2 separate regions of the Mus musculus genome follow, and region 1 is linked to region 2. Evidence: chromatin loops called from intact Hi-C (ENCODE). Cell type or tissue: gastrocnemius. All regions are shown on one strand. Each heading gives the region's core, and the rest is flanking DNA. Links, peaks and the distances in the headings are about the cores only.

Region 1 (8,830 bases), core at 554-8,553, 84 kb after region 2:
TGGCTTACATGACCTGGTCTGGGACCTGTTCTTGTGCCGAGGGGTAATGTGTACTGAGGAAGGGGCAGGACGGTGGAGGCTGGAAGAGGCTGTGAGGGGGCCTTGGCCTGAGCAGGGGCTGGAGAGTGACAGTGGCTCCGGGGGCCGGAGAGTGGTGGTGGGAGAGAGTGTCCAGGGCTTGGGAATGACTTCAGGTTGTCCACGCTGGAGAATAGCCGGAAGCAGAGGCTCAGGCAGCTCAGGTGGGATACAGACGACGGTGGGGGACAGCAGACCCCCCAGGAGAAAATATGCCTAGGCTGTTCCTCGAAGACCTCCTGTTCTAGGGCACTTCGGAAAGGAGAAACTGCACCCCCAAAGTGCCAAACCAGGGACAGCCTCAGCACAGGGTCACTGGCTGCTTTGGACCTACGGCATTTGACACTGGCCTCCTGGTCCTCTCATCCCCTCATTCCTTGCTGCCAGTCCCACCATCGTCATCACATACCTGCTCTGGCCTCACCTGCAAACCCTTACCTCAGAATGCAGCAGGTCGCCCCAGGAAGTGCTTCCCTCCCCTTCCTGGAAACCACTTTTTCCAAGCTCTTGCCTGCTTCCTTCTCCTGTTTTAATCGTGGTAAGATACACACAGCACTGAACTCACCACCTTGACTGTGCAGAGTGCCTGGTTCACTGACAAGTCAGCATCTTGCTAACTGCTCATGGTTCATCTCCAGGACACTATTCATCTTGGAAAACAGGGCATGGCTTGGAAAACATGGACATACAGTCCAGCAAGGCTGTCTTCAGTTCTGTCCACAGCCTCTCTATGCTCTCTCTCGTGGCCATGACAGATCTAAGGGCTTTATAATCAACCCTTGTGGTTGGTTGGTGGTTGATTGGTTAATTGTTTGGTTGATTGATTGATTGGTTGGGTGGCTGGCTGGCTGGTTGGTTGGTTGGCTGGCTGGCTGGTTGGTTGGCTGGCTGGCTGGTTAGTTGGTTGGATGGATGGTTGGTTGGCTGGCTGGCTGGCTAGTTGGTTGGCTGGTTGGTTAGTTGATTGATTGGTTTCATTTTCTCTTTTACTGCTCTGCCTCCTGCTGGCTTTTGATTGTGCCTTTCATGACCCAACCAAGGCTTTGAAGAAGAACCTGTCCTGGGCTGAGGCCTCTTCACTGAGCCCCAGGCCAGTGTTCAGCAGTCTACTCTGGGTATTTCTAGACCTTTCAGCTGGACCACCCAATGCTGAACTCAACTCCCTTGCCTTGCCAAGGCCCGTAGATGCCATCTTAAATGCCTCACTGAAACCCTGGGTCTCAGTGACTCTGAAATCCCACTGCTTGGTTCTAACTTGTTCTTGTCCAGTTAGGGGGCCTGTGTCTTGCCTCTTGGAGACAACCAACAAGTGTTTTTGCTATCTTCATCCATTCCAAATTCTTCTCTCTGTGGCCAGGGTGATATTTCAATCCAAGATTACTAACCCTGGATAGAGTTGCTCCGTGGCTTCCTGTTGCTTTAGGATCAAGGCAAACTGTCTCAGGCCCCTAGCCCTGCCAACCTCCCTCTGTAACCACATCTCTCCAGCCCCTAAGGCTCCAGGCTCTTCCAGCCTCACCAGCTGCTGCCCCCTCTCCCCAGCACACTCTTTGCTCTTCTCGGGGTCAGGACTCTCCTGCTCCTCTGGGAATCTTCCCTGACACGGCCCAGCACCCTACCCATCACTCGCCCTCATTCTAACCCTTCTGTCACAGCTCCCCTCTCAAGAAATGCCAATAAAGTTGTGAGGAGGCAGGTGAGGTCACAGGAACTAATCTCCCTGCCCCTCCCTGTGTCTCCTGAACCCCTCCCTGGGCCTGGGTGAGCATAGGCAGAGCCTGTGGCATTTCTCTTGGGGGAAACACAGCAATCAGCAATAGCCTGCCTTCTCTTTTCTTGTACAGTCCTAGCCTGGCATGAGCATGCCCAGTGCTAAGAGCAGAGTGTCGGGGTGGCTCCACCCAGGCCAGGTGTTGAGTTAGGGACAATTTGTGGTCTGTTAGGAGACCTCGCTGTGTCTTCTTCTTGCAGTTTCCCAAGAGATGTCCCTTTTCCAGGATCCCTGCTGATCTTTGTCCTTGCCCTTAGGTACTTGTGAGTCTACCCAGCTTCCTGACAACATGGTCACCATCCAAGTACTTGAGCTTGCTGAAGCCTAGTGAGGTCCCACCCTCCTTGTCTGAAGTGTCAGCGTTCCCCAAGAACCCCTGAACCCCTGCCCCCAGAAAGCCCGAGTTTAGGGAACGGCACACACCTGTCTCCCAGGCCCTTCCTCAAGAGGAGGCCCAGTATCCTGGAAACATTATACTGAGACTCCAAAGGAGCGCCCTCGGCTCCCCTTCTCAGACTTACACCCTGGCTGAGAGCAAGGCCAAGAGCTCCGAGCGATATTCCCTTATGAATGACCACTCCCCCAGAAACTTAGAATACCCAAGATACAATTTGCATAACACAAGAAAATCAAGAAGAGGGAAGACCAATGGGTGGATACTTCATTCCTCCTTAGAATAGGGAACAAAATACCCATGAAAGGAGTTACAGAGACAAAGTTTGGACCTAAGACAAAAGGATGGACCATCCAGAGACTGCCCCACCCGGGGATCCATCCCATAATCAGCCACCAAACCCAGACACTATTGTATATACCAGCAAGAATTTGCTGAAGGGACCCTGGTATAGCTGTCCCGTATGAGGCTATGTCAGTGCCTGGCAAATACAGAAGTGGATGCTCACAGTCATCTATAAGATGGAACACAGGGCCCCCAATGGAGAAGCTAGAGAAAGCACCCAAGGAGCTGAAGGGGTCTGCAACCCTATAGGTGGAACAACAATATGAACTAACCAGTACCCCCAGAGCTCGTGTCTCTAGCTGCATATGTAGCAGAAGATGGCCTAGTAGGCCATCACTGGGAAGAGAAGCCCCTTGGTATTGCAAACTTTATATGCCCCAGTACAGGGGAATGCCAGGGCCAAGAAGTGGGAGTGGGTGGGTAGGGGAGCAGGGTGGGGGGAGGGTATAGGGAACTTTTGGGATAGCATTTGAAGTGTAAATAAAGAAAATATCTAATAAAGAAAAAAAGAAATGACCACCATATGAAAGGTAACAGTCTGACGCTATTGGTCACTCCCATGGTCACCTTCATTGTCTTTCTTCCAATCAGCCAGGGCCTTTCAAAGGGCAGTCCACATTGTAGGGTGTAGGTCACAACCAGCTTTTTAATAAGATCAAAGCCTCATGACATGTGTGTAACCTTGTGGAGCCATCTTACATACGTATGGAACTTGCAGGAGAGCATGTGTGATCCCTGCCAAGTGATGTCTCATGAAAACGTCCACAGGAGAGAGTTTCAAAAGAAACACCAGCAGGGCTCTGTGGTTAGGAGCCCTGACTGCTCTTCCCTGGGACCCAGGTTTGATCCCCAGACTCACAACTATCTGTAACTATAGTGAGGTTCCGGGGGATCTGACCTCTGTGGGCACCAGGCAAACATATGGTTTACATGCATGCATTCAGGCAAAGCATCTACATACATAAAATAACACAAGGAGCCTGAGGCTGCAGCCCCTCCACAGGACTGTACATGGTTGGATCTTCTCTCTCCCATGCTCCAGGGACACTAGCTACCCGCTCAGACTGGATCAGCATCTCCTATTGTTCTTGAAGCCAGCGCTTCGAGTCTTGGGAGTTCTTGATCTGTAGGGCCTTCCCCAGTTCCCTGAGGCTGTGAGAGAAGGCTTGTACCTAATAAAATGTCACAGCTGTCACCAGGCCAAATGGGGGTTAGGCTGGGGTCTGGGTGGCGGGTGACTCTATAAGGGGCAGATGCCAGCTCCTGTGTCAAGTGGGAAGGCATGCAGCCGGGAATCTCAGCCCTTGGCAGGGAGATGCTCCTGGACAGACGTCAGCTCTCACCCCAGGGCCACGGCGTTGGCAGCAGCCCTGCCACATGTGGGCAGCCCTCCCTCCACCGGCAGCTCTGACAGCCACGAGACTCGGTGTCCAGGAGGTTGGGAGGGGCAGGGAGAAAGATGCCTGGGCCCTCCTAGAGGCAGAGGCCACAGTGAGGGAAGTGACCAAGGACAAGCCAAGGGTGTGACAGATCAGTATTGGACTCAGGGGATGTCCCTCCCCCTCCCCCTCCCCCCGCTGAGCCTTCCAACCCTGGCTGCTTCTCAGGATTGGTGCTGCCATAGTGCCTCTCTGCCCTGCCTCCAGTGCTCTGAGCACATATATCCTGTCCATTTAACACGCTAAAGGCTGCGGCTGACCAGGCCAGCCCGTTTGTTCGCAATTTTGTCTCCAGCCCTAGACCTGGTGCCCAGCGCCCAGCATGGATGATGTGTGAGGATGTTTGTAGAATCAGAAAACTTGAGCCAATCCACCCTGGTTTCACCTGGACCACTCCATCTGTGCCCTTCCTATCCTGGACCACTCTATCTGTACTCTTCCTGTCCCTGGGGTCTCCAGCCCTTTCCCTTCCCAGCATTCCTACCCTCTGCTGTTTTCCTGGAAGAAAGTTAAATGTGGGCCCATTTGGGATCATCACCTGGTTGGATTTACCTATATTCAAAATGCAAGGAATGAATCTCAGGCTTCCTTCTCCCAAACAGACTCGGGCCACAAGCCTCAGTATATCCCCAGGGACAGAGGTAGGCAGGGAGGACAGGGAGACTTCGAGTAGAGCGGGTACTGAGGGACTCTGCTCGGAAATGACAGTCAGTGGTTGACAGCTGTCCAGCAGGCGTGCTGAGCTGCAGGGTGTCTCGGAGACCTTTGGGCTGAACAGTTGGCACTGTTCTTCATGGCATCCCAGTCACCTTGAGCAACAGCAGTGAGACCTGCGGCAGCCTAAGCCCAGCACGGGTAATGACCACACTAGCAAGCACTTCCTCCTATGCCAGCTCACGGGGCTGGCATCCTGGGCAGCTGCCAGGCACCTGCTGCTGACAAGAAAAGACCCAGTATCCCAGCCTTTGTGGAGAGACGGGCCGGCTTGGATTCCTGAGAAACGTGTGAGGTCCCAGGAGAAGCCCTTGCCAGGATGTGGGCTGACTGGCCAGTGGTATGTCCTGTCCTCCTGTCTGTCCCAACCTATGCCTGGCTGTGTGTGGGGGCACAGTGTAATGGGGCACACGTTGTGATGTGGGTGTGAGCAGATCAGGGCTAGGCTTGCCACCAGGATTTGTCTTTAAGACCACTTTTCTGTGGGAATCATCTACCTGCTCACCCTGTCAGGGTGAGACCTGTGGACAGCCAGAGTCAGTCCCCTTCTATGGGTAGGGCTGTGGAGACACCCCAAGGTGGTGTAAGTGAGGAGGGCTAGCCCAAGAGAAGAGGCCAGTTCAGCAGCTCTAACTGAGCCTCCTCATCCTGTACCAATCCATCATGTTTACAGCCTTCACTCCAGACAGGAGGCAAGGAAATGACAAAGGCAGCAGGGCCATAAACAAAAGCGTAATGGAATCACCAGGATGCACAGCCCATGCCGAGCCCAGAGCCAGGAGCAGGGCTGACCCATGCCTCCCACTGCCTCTGCCTTGACCACTAAACGGTGCCCACGGGGGTGCCTGGCCGGATTACCAGCTTCCCAGGCCAAAAAACCTTGATGTCATCCTTCCCTCCACTTTTTCCCTCACACTCCGTATCCAATCCGGCAGGAAATCCTGTTGGCGCTGCCTTCAGAACACATCCCAAGGCCAGCCGGTTCTCAACACCTCCCCTCCGAGGCCACCTCTGTGCTCTGAGTACCTTCCCTCCGCTCTAACTAGTTCTTGTTCCTAAGTGTTCTTAGCACATCCGTCAGTAGGGGAATCAGTTAACATGGCCTGCTCATACCCACGGCTCCACCAGAACTCTCTAAAACCCCCAGTCGTGGTCCCCGCCACCTCTCTGAATCCCCAACCCCCTCCCACCGCCGCAGCCTTTGGGTTTTTTTGTTTGTTTGTTTGTTTGTTTTTGTTTTGTTTTTTGTTTTTTTTTGTTTTTTTTCGAGACAGGGTTTCTCTGTGTAGCCCTGGCTGCTGTCCTGGAACTCACTCTGTAGACCAAGCTGGCCTCGAACTCAGAAATCCGCCTGCCTCTGCCTCCCAAGTGCTGGGATTAAAGGCGTGCGCCACCACTGCCCGGGAGATCCAGTTTTCAAGTCAGATTTATTTAGGGAGGTATAATTTGCACACAATAAAAGTCGCCCCTTTAAACATTTTTTTTTCTTTTCCTTTACTTAATGAGTGTGTGCAGAAGCCCATCTGGAGGTCAGAGGTCAGCTGGAAGTCAGAGGACAACCTGCAGGTCATCAAACTGACATCACCCAGCTTGGCAGCAAGCACCCCTACCAAGGCCTCCTACTAGCCCTCCCATTCTGGGTTGTACCAGTTTTTACCTGTTCTGGTGGGCCTAACCCTCATTCACTTGCTTGTTTGGGAGACAGGGTCTCACTATAGAGCCCAGGCTGGCCTCAACCCCATCTGCCTCTGCCTCTCTGCCTCTCTGCCTCTCCTCTGCCTCTCTGCCTCTCTGCCTCTCCTCTGCCTCTGCCTCTCTCTCTGCCTCTCCTCTACCTCTCTGCCTCTCCTCTGCCTCTCTGCCTCTCTCTCTGCCTCTCCTCTACCTCTCTGCCTCTCCTCTGCCTCTGTCTCTCCTCTGCCTCTCTGCCTCTCCTCCACCTCTCTGCCTCTCCTCTGCCTCTCTCTCTGCCTCTCCTCTACCTCTCTGCCTCTCCTCTGCCTCTCCTCTGCCTCTCTGCCTCTCTGCCTCTCCGCCTCTCCTCTACCTCTCTGCCTCTCTGCCTCTCTGCCTCTCCTCTGCCTCTCTGCCTCTCTGCCTCTCTGCCTCTCCGCCTCTGCCTCTGCCTCCCAGGTGCTGGTATCAAAGGGGTGCAGCACTCATATCTTAAATGGTTTGGTTCAGTTCAGTTCGGTTCGGCAGGGTTTTTTCTGGGGTTATGGTTTGTATCTCAGACGTTTTAACTTCATTTTCCTCAGTGGCTAATGACTGAGTTTTGTTGTGTGCAGTGATTCAGTGATTGGCTGCTTTTCTGCTACCACTCTTTCTTTTTTTTTTTTTTTTGGTTTTTCGAGACAGGGTTTCTCTGCATAGCCCTGGTTGTCCTGAAACTCACTTTGTAGACCAGGCTGGCCTCGAACTCAGAAATCCGCCTGCCTCTCTGCCACTGTTTCTAAAGCTTTCTCTAGAGCTTCAACACTTTCAGCCTTGTTTGGAGGTACAAGCCTCCCCACGTGAGACAGTGTTGTGGTGCTGTGCTGGGGCTTGCTGTATGTATCATCTGGCTTGAAATGGGAATGGCAATGTATCTGTGAAATGGGAACAGCAAGGACATCCTTCCTGGGTGTATGTGATTCTGTACTCGCAGACATGGAATGAACTTGCAGCAACCCCCAGGATACAGTGAGCATTATGAGCGTCCAGTGTGCTGACGGTCGAGACTACCTCCTATATAACCCCGTGTCCTCTCAGACCCTGTATTTCTGTGTGAACCGTTGTGTCTCATGGACAGCGGGCACAGAGCTAGACAAGCAGGATCTCCCAACCACTGTGCCACCCCACCAGTGAGTTCCAGAAAAACTGTTCAGTGCCATCCATACTCCAACAGGTCCCTTCCCCATCCCAGGCTCCAGACAGCCATACCAGCATGGAACACTGCAGCTGTGTACACAGGGCAGCACGAAGATGACCTTATCACCCGTCCCTGATGGCCCAGGCATAAGTGGCAGGGAAGATGGCAGCACTTTCAAGGTCTCCTCTCTCTCCAACCCCGTAGGATCCATGCCAGTCAGTCCACCTTATGGCTCAGCCCTAGTCAGCTCCACTGCTCTGTGGGGACCCCTGTGATGTCTACAAGAAAACTGGACCCCCAATTTAAGTGTTTCTTGTGCCTGGGCCTCCTCCCTCTGGGGTGGTGGGGTGGGAAGGAGGGCAGCTACGTTATGGACTCAGCACAGGCAGCTGCGGGGCCGGTGCCAGCGTGCCACCGAGATGGAGGGCAGGCGATGAGAGGACACTTGGGCTCAGCAGAGCCCAAACAGAGGGAGGGGAAGGAGCAGAGGTGGGGTGCTGGGGTGCAGCTGGGGAGCTGGCAGAAGGAAGGGATTCAAAGTCTGAAGCTTCAAAGCTCTAGAAGATCAGATCAAAGAGGAGAGGCACCCAGAGGTCAGGGTGCAGAAGGGTTCACAAGCCGAGGGGCAAGGGACAGCCTCTGTCCCCACCCCCTGCCCGTCCTCTCTACTGAGCATGCTCTCCACACTCATTGTCACCTCCTTGACTGTGGGCAGTCCTGTGCAGCCTTCTTAGCCACAGGTTCCCACCAGGACGGTCTTGGCACCCTAGCAACCCCACACCCTGTTCTTTCCCAAGCCAGCTACCTCCCGGGTACCACCCCCAGAACCTACTGCCTCCAGGCTCTAGCCTGAGGACCTAAAAGACAATCTCCTTTCCAGCTGAAGAGCGGCCAGGCCAGGCCAGGGCTGGGAGGTCACACATCTGCCTGCCTCGCCAGCCTGACAAAGCATTCCCTCTCCTACAGAGAGCGTGACTGTGACCTGTGAAGGGTATGTGCTCAGCGGTTTGGCGCTGAAGCCCAGCCATCAGGGCTGATGCTAGCAACCACACTGGCAGAAGGCCCCAGAGCCACAGGGATCTCCCTCCCTTCCTCAAATGTCACCAAATAAAGTCCGACACGTGGAGCTAGCTGGGGAGGCTGAGGTATCTGCCTGCACCTCCTGCATGATCAGAGCATCTTATAGAGTCTGATGCTACAGTGATGAGCAGTCAGGCTTGTCTTTGCCCTTACGTAGC
Region 2 (8,830 bases), core at 614-8,613:
ATTAACCCATCACAGCAGCGATTCCAAGCAGGGGTTAGGAGCATGCCCAGGGCTGTGATATTGAGAAAGGAAGTAGAAACACTGGGTGAAGGTGCAGGGCACATGGCCAGAACAGGTACCAGGATGAACACACTAGTTGGGAGGAGGCCAAACCATTTGCTCCCGCTAACGCCAGAGTCAGTGGGACTTAGGAAGACATATTCCTGTGACCTGAGGTAGAGGGATGTAGTTTGGATGGAGTAGACTCCTGGTGGTGGTGGTGGGTTTGCCAGGACGGGGGGAGACTGCACCAGGCAGAAGGGGCAGCTAGGAGAACCTGCCCCAGTTTCCAGAGCAGATGGAGTACTAGTGTTGAGATGCCAACAGAGGGGAAGCTGTGTTGGAGCAAGGCAGTGGCATGCACACCTGTCCTGCTGTGCAATGGGGACTGCCATCTTGAAACCAAATCGACCATAACCTCCCAGCCTCAGGAGTTGAACAATGGAGGCTCAACTGTGTCTTCTTCCTGCCTTCCCCAGCCATGGATGTCCCCACACCCTCAGCACATTCAGACCACTCTGGGGCTCACCTCGTCCTGGCAGCCTGTAATCCTGCAGCTGGGCTATACCAGGCATAGCAGGGTGTGGGCTCTGAGCTACCGAAGGAAGGGCGGGGCCAGAGCCAGGTGCAGGCAGAAGAACAAGAGAGAAAGCTGATCCTGCCCGCCTACCGCGAGTAGCCCAGAACACAAAGGCCACTCTTGGCCAGTTTACTTTGGAACCTGAGGCTGCGGTGGCTGGGAGGCAGCGAAGCTTCATCTGGAATCCAGTTTCAGGCAGGCCTCTGATGCCAGGGGCTCCCGGGGTGTGAGTGCTAACCCGCCTTTGGGACCCACAACCCTTTGCCAGATTGGGGTGGAGGGGCAAGAGGGTGTGGCAATGCTTAGAGTCGGTCCTTTCACCTTAGGCGATTCCTGGGGTTGCTCCCCTAACGTACTGTCTCTCACTCTGGGACCCAGCAGGACTCAGAATCTGCCAAGGTCAAGGGTGGGGGCGGCTGGGCTCCCCAGGCTATGCTTCTCTCTTTAAGACTCAGCAGAGCTGATCTCCAACCCTGCCCAGGGATGTCCCCAAAGACCAGTGAGCCAGAGAGAGGCTGGCACCCACCACAGTGGATCCCAGGATGAATTGGAGGACCCTCCTACCCACAGCAAAGGAAGATGGACCCCAGGCTCAGTGACTGAGCAGCGGCTGAGCCAGAATCTTGGGGTCCTCCACCCACTGAGATCTCAGTGTCCGTTTTTAAGACATAGCATTAAAATGGAAATCAATTGTATTGAATAAAGCTGTTGGTAGACTTAAAAAACCAAATTTCAATAGTGTGTGGGCCTCTCTAATAGGATCACGCAGGAACTGGAAGCGTTACGACCTTGAAGTTGGGGGCAGCAGTAGTGCTGAGGTGAGCACCGTCGACATATGGAGCAGCGATGTGGAGACCGAGTCCCTGAGTCACTGAGTTACAGCAGTTCACGACACCTTTACAGATGAAGGAAATACTGCCATCCCTTCTCCCCTAAATCATTTCTCTGTCTCTCCAAGAACCTCCAAACTCTATAAACAGGCCTAACTCACCAGGGAGTGAGAGGCTCCCTCGATGTTGTCTTCTGGAGGGGCACATGGGGGTGAAGGTGTGTTTCTTAGCACAGATGCTCAGTGGGCGAGACTTCACCCACCTGTGCCTGCCCTGGCATCCATTTGCACGAATTCCCCCATTTCAATAGAAATTATAAACACATCTTTCCTGAGGCAGATGCATATGCGGGTGCACGCCTGTACACACACACTCCACCATTGTGTGCGTCCCTGGGCTTCCACGTGTCTCCAGAACCCTTGCAGGCGTATGGTCACAGATGGATACCCTGATCCAGAGAACACTATTTTTAGCAAATCATCCTGAGCTAAAGGGTGGCTTCCCCGTTTACAGAGGAGCAATTGCTCACCATGGAGAGGGCTGCCCCGCTGTCCTCAGGCTGGGCTCTTTGTTTCTTACATGAAGTGAGTAATGGCTGTATTGCTTTGCAAGCTCATCATAGCAGATTCAAGCAATGAGGGGAGGTGCGAAGAAAGTTTAAAAATGGCCCAAATTCTCCTCAGCTAGGGGAAGAAAAATCACCATTCATGTTTGCTGATAAGCGCTGCGGATAGACGCCTTCTGCTCAGTCAGAGGTGGAGGCTAGACAGGGAAAGGCTCTCATGAAGTGGGGACCTACTCTCACCTGCTATTTTTAACAAAGATGGTCCTTTAACTTTGTGTGACTCAAATAAGAAGCTGCAAAAGGACGGGGAGGTTGGAAAGGGAATCTCTGTCTTTCTCGTTCTACGGCATTCATTTCGTACTGTACTGGCCCAGGGATACACACGCACATGCAAACCACAGACACACACACACACACCATACATATAGACACATATACACCATACACATGAGCACACACACAATATACACACACATAGACCCCATACACACACCACACACACACACCACACATACCATACACACATACTAACCACACCAGCTTGCACACCCATCATATACACACAACATACACAGTCACACACCATATACACACACATCGTACAGAGTCACACATCATGTACACACACACATCATATACACACCATATACACTCATATACCATATACACACACATATACACCATACCCACATACCACACACACATCATACACACTCATATACCATGTACACACGCATACCACACGTGCACATACAAACCACACACACACACCACCATGCACACTCATATACATGCACACACATCATACATATACCATATATACACATATGCACCATACACACATACCACACACACACACACCGTACAACTATATGCTCATGTCTGTGTGTGTGTCTCAGTGCAGAGACACATATGTGCCAGCCATATGGAGGCCAAAGGTCAGCTTGCAGCAGCGTCATTCCTTGGGAGCTGTCCAACTTGTTTTCTGAGACAGGAATTCTCACTAGGACCTTTATCTGCCATCGGTGGTGCTCAGGCACCCTGAGTTGGGGTCCTTGTTGGCCGTGTGCTGGCATGGGTGTCACAGAAGCTTATAGGGGTCACTAATGACATGCCCCATGGAGTGAGCTCAGGGCAAAGCCCTTGGCTGACAGGAAGAGAGTGTGTCCCTGGCAGACATCTTCAGCAGGTGTCCAGTCTGCCCTCTTGAGCCGGTGCCCAGCCATTCCCGGTTTTGATGTGGTAATTAGCGGTGCAGCCTCCTGGCTTGGTGTCATAGTCAGGAGCCCTCTGGCCACATCCTGTTTTGGTGAGCCTGACAGAAATGCATTCTTCTGCCTTGCTGTCATAGACAGAGTGTGTTCGCACCAGGTTCTGAATCTTTTGAGGCCACCAGGGGCCACATTCTCCCTGTTTGACGTCACACACATATGCCTGTTGGAAGTCCTCTTCACCAGTGGTCACCGCCTTCCGGTGCTGGGGGGGAAAGAAAAAACAACCCTTGGGGTTTGCGCTTGTATGTCCCCTTTTATGGGAGAAGAGGGGACGGTGTGATGAGCCAGAGACCCACCTGTCACATTTCCCGTCTTTAGAATCAGTCTAGCTAGGGACGGTGCTGCACTCAGGGGATCCCTATGAGATCCTCAGATGGAGGTCTACACAGTTGGGCACACCAGATGCCAACATCTGGATGCTAGTTCTTGTGTTCCTGTCCGGCCGGCCGTTGCTGAAAACCCTGGATCCCTTGGGGGGCAAATGCTGCCTCCAGTTGCTGCCTCTATGCCTCAGGTTTGATTTGCACCTCTTGTGTGAGGGCATGGGGATTGTGGGGGCACTGGACACCACTCAGGCTGGGAATGTTCCCTGGAGAGGGGGGGTGGGACCCTGTCCCGTGCAGGGCCAAATCCTGACGTATGCATGCTTCACCTTTTAATTGGAGAAAAGCCCTTCTGTTTGAGTCTGGGATAAAATGAACGGCATCTCTTCCCATCCCTGCCCTGTGGAGGCCAGGGAGCCGGTTGTGGTGGAAATGTCTTAAAGGGGGTCAGTTGAAGTGTTTTTACTTTTGTGTGTGGTGGACAGGGTAACCCCTTCATGAGGACACACCGTCTCTTGATCACTGATATTTATGCATACACGTACACACTGGGGCAAGAGTGGGGGGGGTCACTTCATGGACCCTCCCCACACACACACACCTCAGTGGAGGCGAGCATCAGCGTTTACCCGAGCCGCTGTCAATCGTATGCGCCTGTGCAGTGGTTGGCAGTGGGGGTCGGGAATGGGGTGGGCTGTACACTTTTGCAGATTGTGTCTTTCCCCGCCATCGGCCTAGCTGGCTGACTACCCTGCCCTCCGGCCGTGGCACCCCATCACACCCTGTGTTTGTCTCCCAGCTTCCTTCCAGGCAGCCTGAGGAGAGCCTGTGCCCCCAGAAGCAGGATGAGAAGATGGCAAACTTCCTGTTACCTCGGGGCACCAGCAGCTTCCGTAGGTTCACCCGGGAGTCACTGGCGGCCATCGAGAAGCGCATGGCTGAAAAACAAGCCCGTGGTTCGGCCACCTCACAGGAGAGCCGTGAGGGCCTGCCAGAGGAGGAGGCTCCCCGGCCCCAGCTGGACCTACAGGCCTCCAAAAAGCTGCCAGATCTCTATGGCAACCCACCCCGAGAGCTCATTGGGGAGCCCCTGGAAGACCTGGACCCTTTCTATAGTACCCAGAAGGTGACTGCCGCCCCCTCAGCACCCTCCTCACCCTTTGGGTAGCTCCTGGGAAGGCAGCAGACAGATGGAGCTTTGCTCCTGTGGAGTTCTGTGTGGGGCCGGCTCCCCTGGGCTTTGGGGGAGTGATTCACCATTAATCTGTATTCCAATCACCTTAATTTTGGAGTTCTGGGATACAGACATAAATCACGCCGTTTGAGCCCCTAACATAGGGGTGGGAGGACCACTGAAATGTTACCTTCTTTTGTCTTTCTCCGGCATATACCTCTAGGGGATTCCTTCCTGTCCCCAGACGCGTGGGCGCTTGGAATGAAGCCCTGAGCGGTCCCCCTCCTAACTCCTGCATGCGTTCCTCCTGTCCCTCTGGCAGCTCAGAGAATTAGCCAGGCATCCTCCTCTGAGCCAGCTGGCTCAGGCTGAGCCACAGTAGAAGTCTCCTGGGCCTCGTGGCCTTCCCTGAACCACAGAGGTCATGGGAAGGCTGAGGGGTGAAGAGGGCGTGGCTGCTAAGGCATGGAGTGTGGGGAAGCCTTGTGCTGCCCTTGTTGCCTGGAGAGAGGGAAGGGAGTGTTGTGCTGTTTCTCCAAGAGGCCCTTCCCTGCACTAATGATGTGACAGGCACACAGGTCCCCTACAGAGGGACAGGCTGCTCACACAACTGTCCACTTCTGGACCTGACTGTGGGGGTCATGGCAGGAGAACAGGCTGGGATCTAGAGGAAGGCCTTTCCAGGAAGGCTAGGCAACAGAGACCAGGGTGGCCACGGGAGTCCCTGTGGCCAGCTTCAAGCTGAGCGCAGAGCAACACCAGCGGGACTGGAAAGATAAGTACAGTCAGTGTGGGGGTCTGGGTAGCATGTGTCTGTCGGTCTGTCTGTCATGGTGGTTGAAGACAATGTTTAAGAGACTAAGAGCCTGAGTGTGCACGTCTGTGTGTATGTGCATATGCATAGGTGCATGTGTGATCAGCTGTGGGTGCGAAGGGACACACACACACACACACACACACACACACACACACACTCACTCCATCTATACAGACAGTTAGCAGGAGAGACGACCTGGGCCCTGCTTCTAGGCTGAGGCTCCAGGACCTCTCCCTGGCTCAGGTGACTGGAGCAGGGTCCGAGTGGGATGTGAGCCTGAGCTGTGAGTGAGTGAGTGGGTAGGCTCGGGTCGTGCTTGCTCCGAGCTGACAGAATTGGGATTAGGGTTAGGGACACAGCTGAGGGTGAGTCTAGGTCATGGAGGGGAACAGAAAGGACTAGGCAGGACTCAGACGAGACCAGTAGTGAGCACGGCAGGTGAACCTAAGATGGAGTCCAGGCTGGCTGGGCTTAGGAGACCCCCCCCCCAACAGGTCACCAAGGACGCCATCTCTTTTCTTAGTCTCTATATATCTGGGGATGCTTGATGTTTTCCGGGTACCCTGGGTTCCATCCTGTTTCTCTTGCCGTCCCTGGCTACACCGCCTGAGGTCTCGCAGGCTGGCACCCCGTGGAACTCCTAGTTCTGACCTCTCTGCTCACCGTGTCCCAGCAGCCAAGGTTAAATAGGACTTTGTCCCATCCCCTCAGCCCGTGAAGATGGGTGACCTCATAGCCTGTGGCTGCCATGCTCTGGTGTGCTGGCTCCCTTTGCCTCCGGCTTCTGCTCTGCAGCCTTGAGATCTCACAGCTCCCCTGCCCCATGATGCCAGACAGGCATATCTTCTAGAAACGAAGGGAGGTCCTCAAAGCCCAGACCGTGTGTGCTATTCGGAGGCTGACCTTTGACCTCAGGCAGGGAAGGTCCCAGGGAAAGCCGTGGATAGCTCTTTAGCATTCCTTCCTCACCCATAAGTCTCTGCTGCCCCAGCTGTGAGCAGGGCTCTCTGTTGCAGCTCTATGCAGGGTGGGAGAGGGGGAGGAAACTGCTTGAGGGCTCCTAGATGACAGCCGTCTCCAGACCTAACAGTTCCCTCTGTCCACAGACCTTCATCGTGCTGAATAAGGGCAAAACCATCTTCCGGTTCAGTGCCACCAATGCCTTGTACGTCCTCAGCCCCTTCCACCCGGTGCGCAGAGCGGCTGTGAAGATTTTGGTACATTCATATCCTTTGCTCTTAATCCTTTATGTCTGCATCTGTCCTGGGGTACGCACAGGTGCTGTGCTCAGGCCAGGGTGGTGCGGGGTCCCCTCACTCCTTCTAGGACAAGCAGCATAGTGAGAAATCACTAGTGGCCGGTAGTGACCTCCACCCTCAACACGCTGAGTCAGCGCCTGCATTTTTCACACGATCCCTAAGGGTTCTTCCTGTGTAGGGAAGTTTGAGAAGCCCTCACATCTCTGCTTCTTCAGGAGGAAAAATAGCCTTGGAGTCAAGGAGCGGGGCTTCAGAAGAAATGATTTCCCCAGCATTCCCCTGTCTCTGGTGGCTCCACCCGCCACCACCCCTGAGCCCTCTACCCGCTGCTGCCTTGAGACTCAGCCTAGGAAAAGCCATTTCTTGGGATTTTTTTTTTAAGTCTCTAGTTTTTTCTCATGTGGGCCTCTTTCGAAGGAGGCAGCGCTTGCTTCTGAACTAGGTGTTGACAAATGTTTGCAGTTTGAGAGCTTCTCAAAGAACTCTGGTTAGCGTCCAATTACATAAACCGCGGCCTAAAAAATGCTTCCTGCCTGCTGACAGAGCTGTTGGAGTGGAGCAGCAGGAAAAGCAGCGCCAAGCCAGCTTTGGGGTCCTGGTTCAGGCAGCACCTGAAGGGCACCGCCTTCTCTGGGTTGCATTTTAAAGATCTATTATGTGCTTATTGGGTTTTTATGTGCATGGAGAGTGTGGAGGTCAGAGGGCAAGCTGCAGGACTCAGTTGTCGCCTTTTGCCTTGTGGGTTCCAGGGTGAGCATGCTTGACAGCATGTACCTTTGACACTGAGCCAACTCACTGGCTCAGTCACCTCTGGATATCACCTAAGGGACCAGAAGATGGAGTCCCAGAGAGGGGTGGTGCAGTCCACCAAGGCAGAGGCACGTGCACCTTACTGTGGAGACCTGGAAGGCCCCTTTCATGGTCACTGGTGACCTAGATGAGGGTGTGCTTGTAGGCCGTGTCCATTGTCCTTTGGTTAGTTGGTTTTGGCTTTCTGTTGTGGTTTAAAATTTTGCATTATTTTATGTATTTATTTATTGATTTGTGTATTCAGTTATTTATTTACTTGTGTTGTTGGGGGAAGCACGTACAGATCATGGTGGGTACGTGGAGGTCAGAAGGCAGAAATTAGTCTTCTTTCCATCATGTGGATTGGGGGATTAAACTCAGGTCATCAGACTTGGCAGCAAGCACCCTAACCCACTGAGCCAACCCCAAGGGCCAGAAGTGCCATCTTTAATCTCTGTCATGTTGCTGAGCTCCAAACGATGCTTGGTACTAGTTATGGGTATAGTGGATGGGTTGGACAGAGCTCCGGAAGCCCTTCTCAACCACCCCCACCCCCTCTCTGAATGGGCACGTCCCCTGCAGAGAGCCCCCTAAGAGTGATAAGTCGGATATGAAGTTGTCATTGCCTCCAGAGTGTGGTCACATCTTTGTAGAAGGAACAGAGCTGAAGCAGAAGGGAACCGGTTTCCTTAGTGCTGCGAGCTGGTCTCCAGCCTGCCACAGGGGTGTGGCCACCCTGAAAGCATGCTCCACCCTCATTCTGGGCTGCTTCTCCAGGTATCTAACCAACCCAGTGCTGTTTGCCAGCTACAGAAATCTCCAGAGATGCAGCCCAGGTCCCTTGGCTCTCTGTAGGCACCGCCTGTGACTTGCTAGGCAGATGAGAGGCTGGGAAGCAGGCGGATGAGGAAGACAGTGGGACACTGGGGTCCTCAGCTCAGCCTGAGGTGCACTGAGGGGTAGCTCTGAGGCTGTAAGTTTCTGGCTTTGTCTGGTAAGACCAGCTGTGAGGGCCCTAAGCTGCCTGCCTGCCTCCCCCAGGGCAGCCGCCCCAGGGAAGTGATCAGCTCTGTGAGGCCCTACCCTAGGCTCCCTGGCTGCCACAGCACTCCTTTACCTGGCGATGGGCTGATCGCCCCCGAAAGCGCCACCTAGTGGACGAGGGGGCTGAGATTTTTGT

What was found. A loop is a pair of places that touch in the nucleus more often than their neighbours do. Peaks named below come from ENCODE experiments on the same cell type or tissue, not always from the same donor. Only the 100,000 strongest peaks of a DNase experiment are listed, where the experiment ranks them.
Region 1: it touches region 2 in a loop (3-fold over the local background); 11 of 42 quality-filtered maps call a loop at or near these places.

What each region holds. Positions count from the first base shown.
Region 1 is chr9:119,474,592-119,483,421 of GRCm38, reverse strand. It overlaps Scn5a (sodium channel, voltage-gated, type V, alpha), which reads left to right. Exons shown (of 27, transcript NM_001253860.1): 27 at 1-14. Among named protein-coding and RNA genes, the nearest start is that of Exog, 34 kb to the right of the region's middle. In gastrocnemius, for the core only: no CTCF peak of the experiment used is centred there; DNase peaks (open chromatin) are centred at 3,914 and 4,947; H3K27ac peaks cover 303 bases.
Region 2 is chr9:119,558,259-119,567,088 of GRCm38, reverse strand. It overlaps Scn5a (sodium channel, voltage-gated, type V, alpha), which reads left to right and starts at 4,411. Exons shown (of 27, transcript NM_001253860.1): 1 at 4,411-4,737; 2 at 6,709-6,827. The coding sequence starts at 4,465. In gastrocnemius, for the core only: no CTCF peak of the experiment used is centred there; DNase peaks (open chromatin) are centred at 4,373, 4,648, 5,112, 5,393 and 1 more place.